2 separate regions of the Homo sapiens genome follow, and region 2 is linked to region 1. Evidence: chromatin loops called from intact Hi-C (ENCODE). Cell type or tissue: psoas muscle. All regions are shown on one strand. Each heading gives the region's core, and the rest is flanking DNA. Links, peaks and the distances in the headings are about the cores only.

Evidence for each region. Hi-C counts contacts between places; a loop is a spot of excess contacts. Peaks named below come from ENCODE experiments on the same cell type or tissue, not always from the same donor. Only the 100,000 strongest peaks of a DNase experiment are listed, where the experiment ranks them.
Region 2: a loop joins it to region 1, with 8 times the contacts of the local background. A loop is called at or near these places in 1 of 110 quality-filtered maps.

The regions. Positions count from the first base shown.
Region 1 is chr6:148,379,733-148,383,867 of GRCh38, forward strand. All of the region lies in intron 1 of SASH1 (SAM and SH3 domain containing 1), which reads left to right. Among named protein-coding and RNA genes, the nearest start is that of SASH1, 39 kb to the left of the region's middle. In psoas muscle, for the core only: no CTCF peak of the experiment used is centred there; a DNase peak (open chromatin) is centred at 1,959; H3K27ac peaks cover 644 bases.
Region 2 is chr6:148,690,703-148,694,837 of GRCh38, forward strand. No RefSeq gene overlaps it. Among named protein-coding and RNA genes, the nearest start is that of UST, 54 kb to the right of the region's middle. RefSeq lists an enhancer at 3,375-3,534. In psoas muscle, for the core only: no CTCF peak of the experiment used is centred there; no DNase peak of the experiment used is centred there.

The DNA of each region.
Region 1 (4,135 bases), core at 967-3,466:
AGTTTTCATAAACTCTAAAGTTGCCTGGTAACAACAAACACGTAAACAAATAAGTCACCTTTTAAAAACTCCTTACAGTGGGAAATTTCAGATGTATACCAAGTGGGGAGCATATGTTAAAGAGCTGCCATGTTCCATCACCGCTGATCTTGTTCCATCTATATCTGCACTCACCACCCCTCCCAGGCCCAGGATTTTAAAGCAAGTCCTGGATATCGTGTGCAGCCATTTGTGAGATGCGGAACGTAGGTGCCACACAAAGAGTATTTTTCAGTTGTTACCTGTCAGTTCTTAAAAATGTGGAGTTTTGGCAATAGCACCAAGAAACAGTTGCTTCAACCTTAGCTGTATAAAAGCAGAGGGTTACCAGCGTCATGCCTGTTGTCAGTCAGTTTTGATTGAGTTGTCTGGACTCCTGCGTCTCACTTACCAGTTGCGCCGGGGAGCTGTGTGAGGAAATCAGCCAGAGTCAAGCTCAGTCTCATACCACAGACGGTCACACCGCGAGGCTCTCTAGTCAAGCTGTGGCAGATTATAATTTTTCTAAAACACAAAAACTCAAATATTGTACATCATTTAACCATAGTACTAGAAATTTCAGATTGTTCTGAGATCAATATTTTCATTTCTAAAATTCTGGTCATATCACATTCAGATCTTGTTGGTCAAATGCTTGAAAATGTTCACAGCCTCACGTTTGTGTGCCAAAAAGGCGGCCAGAGAAAACCCAGTGTGATTCATGCTCATCAAGATCTGTGAATGTGGTCTATAATTGTGACTTCATTCCCACCCAATTATCTGTGCTGCTTTTCAAATCTGTGATTCTGTTAAGCTCAGGGCAGATTAAAAATGGAAAATGAGTTCAGTCTAAAACTGCCATCTGCTAAATCCAAATGTCCATTTTGAGTCTGAATCTAGGCTTGTACTTTCTAAAAACCAATGATCAATGTTCCCATTCTTTTCTCCACATTTTCAAGTTCTTAGGGTTTTTGTGTAATACTCTTTTGAGCCACTGATAGCCAGCAGATTGGATTTTTCAGAGCCTTTCGTTCCAAAGAGATCTAATATTAAGCACACAGCTTAGTAAATCCCTTCAACAAGTTCTCATGACTTAACCGTATGACTGCATTAAAATAAACTAATGGCCACACTTTGCTCTTCTGTGCAGTAGAAATAAACATTCATGTTTTTTGATTTTATATTGGATACTTAATACCTAGCACAACACTCGGAATATAGTAGATGTTTAGTAAATATTATTTGAATTAATGAAATATCCTGTGAACTGTTGATGATTGAAGGGCATAAACACAGGCGAATGTTGACAGCTTTCCTCAGTTTCTTCATCATACGTGAAAATCACTGTGCTGTGCAGAGGTGCTAGCATATACTCCGCATGAGGGATGTGGAGTAGGCCTTCTTCGTCATCTCTTTTATTAGAGCTGCTCCTCTGCCTGGCCAGGAAACTGAGTTTGTTCATATTTAGACTAAACTTTTCAGATTTCTTCCCAGTAGGTAGTTGGGGATGACTAGTTCATGCATAAGATTTTGGTAATAACATTTTTGCTACCAGTCTCAAGCCTGCCGAATCCTAGGGTCAAGCAGGCTGCACTGGGCCTGTTGGAAGTAGAGGAGAGGGAAAGTGTTTCTGCCGCGACTTTAACTCTGTCCTACCACAGATGACATTTCCCCAAGGGAGCAGGGAGTGTAAGAAGAGAAAAATGCAGAGGACCTTGGGGAATCATTGCATGTAAGGGTGTGCTGAGGAGGAGGGGTGGATGGTGACAGGGAAACTCACAGGCAGTGGGGTTCTAAAATAGAGACAGTGTGGGCCCCCATGGCTGTTGCCTAGGAAGCGAACTCCATCAGTGCCTTTCTTGCTTTCTTTTTTTTTTTTTTTTTTTTTTTTTTGAGACAGAGTCTTGCTTTGCTGCCCAGGCTGGAGTGCAGTGGCGCAATAATCTTGGCTCACTGCAGCCTCTACCTCCTGGGCTCAAGTGATTCTCTCGCCTCAGCTTCCTGAGTAGCTGGGATTACAGGCATGCACCACCACGCCCAGCTAAGTTTTGTAATTTTTTTAGTAGAGATGAGGTTTCACCATTTTGGTTGGCCAGGCTGGTCTCAAACTCCTGACCTCAAGTGATTCACCCACCTCTGCCTCCCCAAAGTGCTGGAATTACAGGTGTGAGCCACTGTGCCCAGCCTCTTCTGTGCTCTTCTAATATGCTATGTGATATCCTTTAAACAAATGCAAGTCTCAAATGTTTAAATTTATCCAAAGACTCTGTGGGGGATTGTACTGCGTTCACCCTTTCTGGTATGGTTCTGGGTTAGCGACCTTTACAAAAGACACCTTGTGTGAGATTTGGGAGCTGGAAGTGAATCAGCAGCATATTTTTTTGACTCTGAAGGTTGGTGTAGGATGCCAGGCATTGTGGCAGCTTCCACATGGTGTCACTGATCTGCTGGCTTACCTTGCTGGCATGAGACAGCATCTGAACCCACAACAGCTCCAGAGCCCGCCAGATCTCCGCCTTCTGTGTCCTCGGCCATGTGTGCAGGTCCATTGTGAAGAGTGTGACGGTCTCGCTCTGTCACCCAGGCTGGAGTGCGATGGTGCCATCTTGGCTCACTGCAACCTCCGCCTCCTGGGTTCAAGTGATTCTCCAGCCTCAGCCTCCTGAGTAGCTGGGATTACAGGCACCCACCACCACGCCTGGCTAATTTTTGTATTTTTAGTAGAGACGGAGTTTCTCCATGTTGGTCAGGCTGGTCTCGAATTCCCGACCTCAGGTGATCCACCTGCCTTGGCCTTCCAAAGTGCTGGGATTACAGGCATGAGCCACCGTGCCTGGCCCCCCAATTTTTTTTCCTGCTATTTTTTTCCTTAGACATTTGGAGACCTAGAAGCAGGTGCTGAGAGAGCTCTGAGGAGGAGGGTTTGTCAATCCTGCCTTCTGGGAGGCCGTTTATTCTTCAGGAGGGGATCTGTGGTAACCGGGATCCACCTGTGCGCAATAGCATCACCATGACCGTATATGCCAAAGCCAGGATTTGACATGGGTGCTGGCAGGTTTTGGGTGTTTTTGGAGAGAGGGGATGGAAGGTATGAAATAAGCCTCACTCCAGCCACCTGCCCTATGGGTGTGCCCCTGGGGGCTTCACTTGCCATTTGCATGACCTAATACGTCCCTCTGGCATATGTCGTTACACGTTAAAACTTTTTCCTGAGACAAAGTATACTTCCAGCTCAACCCATCTGTAGAAACACTGGGAGTGATACCTCAGAAAAGTATTTGAGATTAGTTATTACAGTCAGTGAATGTCTGCAGAACGACGACGACGTGGCAGGAAGTGATGACAGAGCTGGTGAGAACAGTAACATTACAGGGATTCAATGAGGCCGAACAAGAAAACGAGAATTAAAGACATTTTTATGGTTGTAGCAATTTCACCTGAAAGGTTGCTAAAAGTGTTTATCACCTTAAAAATCTTTAAACAAGCTAATTAAGGGTGAAAACACCTTGGGAAGTCATTCAAAAAATCAGTTAGGTTTCATTGTACCATAGTGATTTCTTTTTTTAATGGATTTAGCTTAGAGGGGATGTATATATCTCCATCCATCCCTCTTCAAACAAGGAGCAATGTAAATATAACAGAATTTATGTTATATAAAAATATATGTACTTATTATTAAGGACGGAAAAGGTAAAGAAACAATAAAGGAGTCAGCAGTCTGTCTTTCTCTCAACTTTGGGGAGTTAGAGCAACACACATGAGTTTTCCCTTGGGGAAAACTTTATAGATACATAAAATAGGAGGATCACACATTCGTTTGCATACAATCTGCATGCAACAGATCACATTGTATCTCCTGATGTTTTCAGATGCTTTTTTTTCTTTTTATTTTTTTCCTCTCCTGAATCTGTCAACTTATTCTAAACTGGAAGTGACATCTGGGGAAAGAAGCGCAGAAATAACAAAAGTAACGATACAAATGCCTTTTGTTTTCCTAGTAGTTTTAGGTTTTCCATTTTCCAGAGACAGAAGTGAATTGGGATAAATCTCAGAAATACTGTGAAACCGATTGTTGAGGAAACAGTGCTCTGTGTCTTTTCTCCTTAATTGCAACAGC
Region 2 (4,135 bases), core at 576-3,075, 310 kb after region 1:
ACATTTCTGGATTTAGCAGAGACATGGTAAAGACTCAGTTCTCCAGAGTAAACCCAGTTGAATCTGGGTCCTCAGGCAGAAAGGTCTTTTCCTTAGAAAATTATTCTAAGAATTCTTAGAAAATTATTCTAAGACTAAATACGCTGCATTGCCATGCACAGAGATGCATAATATTAACTCAGCAAGTTCTTAGAAAAACCTCCTCTTTTTCTTTGTCCCAGAAATACTCTTATTCAGTTCTTACATACTACGGATAGTACTAAAAATGTGGGTGAAATGGTTCCCTGACATAATCAGATATTTTATTTACTTATAGATGCATCATGGTGTTATTTTCTTGCAAATGACTTAATAACAAGTAATTATTTTGTAAAATGTCTCTTAAAAATGACCTATAAACACATTCAGCTCTCCAGAATTCTGCCTCTCTCACAAAAATAATCTTCCTGTAGATTTTAGAATTTTTTGTTGTATACACTGTACAATAATCTTAGTTGATGAGGAAGTATAAATGCTAAAGATTAATCCTCAATTTAAATAATTTCTTACTTTTGGAAACTCCATTGAAACTGAGCAAATATCTGTTTAAAAGAGTACAAATTATATTTAAATATTCAACATACTAATATGAAAATAGAAGTCTTTCAAAAATCCATAAGCAGCTTTCTTTTTAGTCAATTATTTTTCCTCCTGGCTACTATAAAATGTGACTAATAAGTCAATAGCACCTTTCCTAAAAGGTTATAACCAAAAAATATAATCTTTGTTTCTGCTGAACATGAACTGTTTGAGTTTCTTGATGACAAGTCATGCCAATTTCGCCTCTACTCAAAAGAGACAGACCTCCACTCCTCACAGAGTCAGAAACTATTCCATGTTAAACACAACTTACATTAGAAGGCCTTGTGGCAATGGTACTTAAAATAACATCATTTAAAAGAGATCTTTAATTTGGAAAACAAAGATTTAAAACAAACAAACAGCAACGAATAAAAAACCAAGCCCATTGAGATGTAGAGCTATGGCAAAATTGTCACGTGTCTGTACTGGAATATTAGTAATACAAGCATTAAGGCATCTTAATATTAGTCTCCTCTCAATAATTTTTTTTTTTTTTGAGATGGAGTCTGGCTCTGTCACCCAGGCTGGAGTGCAGGGGTGCCATCTCCACTCACTGCAACCTCCACTTCCCGGGTTCAAGTGATTCTCTCACCTCAGCCTCCCGAGTAGCTGGGACTAGAGGCACCCACCCACCATGTCTGGCTAATTTTTGTATTTTTGGTAGATACAGGGTCTCAACATGTTGGCCAGGCTGGTCTTGAACTCTTGATCGCAGTTGATCCCAACCCCTCAGCCTCCCAAAGCGCTGGGATTACAGGCGTGAGCCACCATGCCTGGCCCTCTCAGTAATTTAGATGTCAGTTTGCCAATCTGCCAGACAGTTTTCTTGTGTTTTGTTTTGTTTTGTTTTGTTTTGTTTTGTTTTGAGACGGAGTCTCGCTCTGTCGCCCAGGCTGGAGTGCAGTGGCGCGATCTCAGCTCACTGCAAGCTCCGCCTCCCGGGTTCACGCCATTCTCCTGCCTCAGCCTCCGGAGTAGCTGCTTGTTCTTTTGCCTCTCTTTTACCCTTGGTTTCCCTCCTTCCAAACACAAGGCCCATTGGAGCATCCACTACAAGGAGGATATAACAATTGGAAATGAAACTTGAATTTGTCTGCTTCAACAGTTGTTTGCAACTCTAATTCAAAGAGCTGAATTTAAAATGTTGATAGATTTAGGATCGTTTTTATGCACTTCCATGATTTGTACCATTCCTGGTGAATTTTCTTTTTGTGTGATCAATGTGTATTCCCCTGCACCAAGTGTTAAGAAATGAAACATGCCATTAACTTCATTTTTTTTTTCAAAAATACATGTAAATCTAACTCTGATAGAAAACTTAAAGGCAGTCATCACTGGGACTCGATTCTCTATTTCTTTCTATCACCCCCAATTGCCAGCCAGGATCCCTTTACAGCTTCTATAGTCTTACACAAGGCACAACATTTGGGAAGCTCCACTTCTCTGTGGCCCATTCTGGCCAACCTTGATATTGATTACACTTGCCTAAGGCTTCGTAGGCCTTGGGAGCTGCACCACAGTTTGAGTGCCACCCCTTAGACAGGAGGGTGCAGTGCTTTGGGATCAGCTGCTGGAGATGGGCACTCCCTCCTGCTCCTCTGAGGTTCTATACCCTCCTTCAGTTGCTAAAACTAAAAACCTAACTACTGTTCCCTTCTTGTCTAGATTAATCATTCTCTCTCATCCCTTATCTTCTCCTTCACCCCCAAATTGGTTACCTGTCTCTGTTTCTTCTGTCAAAGACTCTCGATTATTTTGTTTTCAAAAACAAAACCCAGAAAGAGAGACTGTCCTCAGGCAACTTCCACTTGACTTTGAAACATAGAGTTCCCCAAGAAGGAAATCCCAAAGTCCATCACACTTCTTGGAAAAATATAAAGAAATAAATAAACGAGAAGAGTCAAATATAATAGATCTCAATAATGATCAATTATGACGTCGTTTAGATAAACAATAAGAAACATAAAAATGCCAAAAAAATTTGCAATGAGTAAGATGATGAATAAAGAACATCAAATGGAGGTGGAAAAAAGTTGTTTCTGGCCATCATTAAAAACTAAGTTGTTTTGATTTAATCTGAGCTCAGATTTTTTTTTTTTTTTTTTTTTGAGACAGATTCTTGCTCTGTCACCCAGGCTGGAGTGCAGTGGCATGATCTCTGCTCACTGCAACCTCCATCTCCTGGGTTCAAGCAATTCTCCTGCCTCAGTCTCCTGACTCAGTCTCCTGAGTAGCTGGGATTACAGGCACATGCCACCATGCCTGGCTAATTTTTGTATTTTTAGTAGAGACAGGGTTTCGCCATCTTGGTCAGGCTGGTCTTAAACTCCTGACCTCATGATCCATCCGCCTTGGCCTCCCAAAGTGCTAGGATTACAGCCATGAGCCACTGTGCATGGCCTGAGCTCAGATTGCTGACAAAGACTGTGTTCACATGATTGCTGGATTCCACACCCCCAATTCAAAAGAGAATCTCCAGCTTTGATATTTTGGCCTTCAAAAATCAATTCCAATAACATTCAATGTTCCTTCAAGGAAAGGCATTGATATGGTTTGGCTCTGTGTCCCCACCCAAATCTCATCTGAATTATAACCCCCACATGTTGAGGGAGGGACCTGGTGGGAGGTGACTGGATCATGGGGGCAGTTCCCCCATGCTCTTCTCCTGATAGCAATTGAATTCTCATGAGATCTGATGGTTTTAAAGTGTGGCACTTCCTCACTCTCACTCTCTCCAGCTGCCATACAAGACATGCCTTGCTTCATTTCCTGAGGCCTCGCCAGCCATGCAGAACTGTGAGTCAGTTAAAGCTGCTTTCTTTATAAATTACCTACTCTCAGGTAGTATCTTTACAGCAGTGTGAAAACAGACTAATACAGGCATGTACACCAAATGTCCTTCAAAATCACCAAGTGCAGATTCTTGGATCCTATTTGAGACTACTGCTCTGTGTCGTATTGATGACTTTGCACTGTTATAGGAGTCTACACACTCAGGCCCAACACATGACCTAATCAGAGCCAAGTATTCTTTCAGTCATTGTCCAGTTAAAAATGTCCATCTCACCTAGGCGTAAGGCAGCACTTGGTACCCTGTGCTCTCACTGGCCCTGCCAGTGGCCCAGCCTCTTAGGCCTTAATCCCTAACCCTGATCCCTTTCCCCAGGATTTCTATGTAGCTTGGTGTTTGAAAAACCAGGCTCTTGTAAACAATTCTCACCCTATGCTTTCTGTGAAAGGGTTGGCAGCAGGGACTGGCAGTGTTGGGGGGTGGGGGACACAGGTTCCTGCCCCCCCTTTGCTGGGCAGATGGTTTTCTGGTAACATCAGGCTGGAGTTGATGGGACTTGTTTGGAAGTTGAGCTGTTGGGGCAACTGTTTCTGTCCTCATCCATGTGACCAGGCAAAGCCAGCTCAGCAAACAGCCTGGTGCATAAGCTCACTGCTGTGGCCAAAGATCTGGGCATGGAGGCAGCAGACCCCTTCCCTGTCCAGTTATAAACACATTTATCCA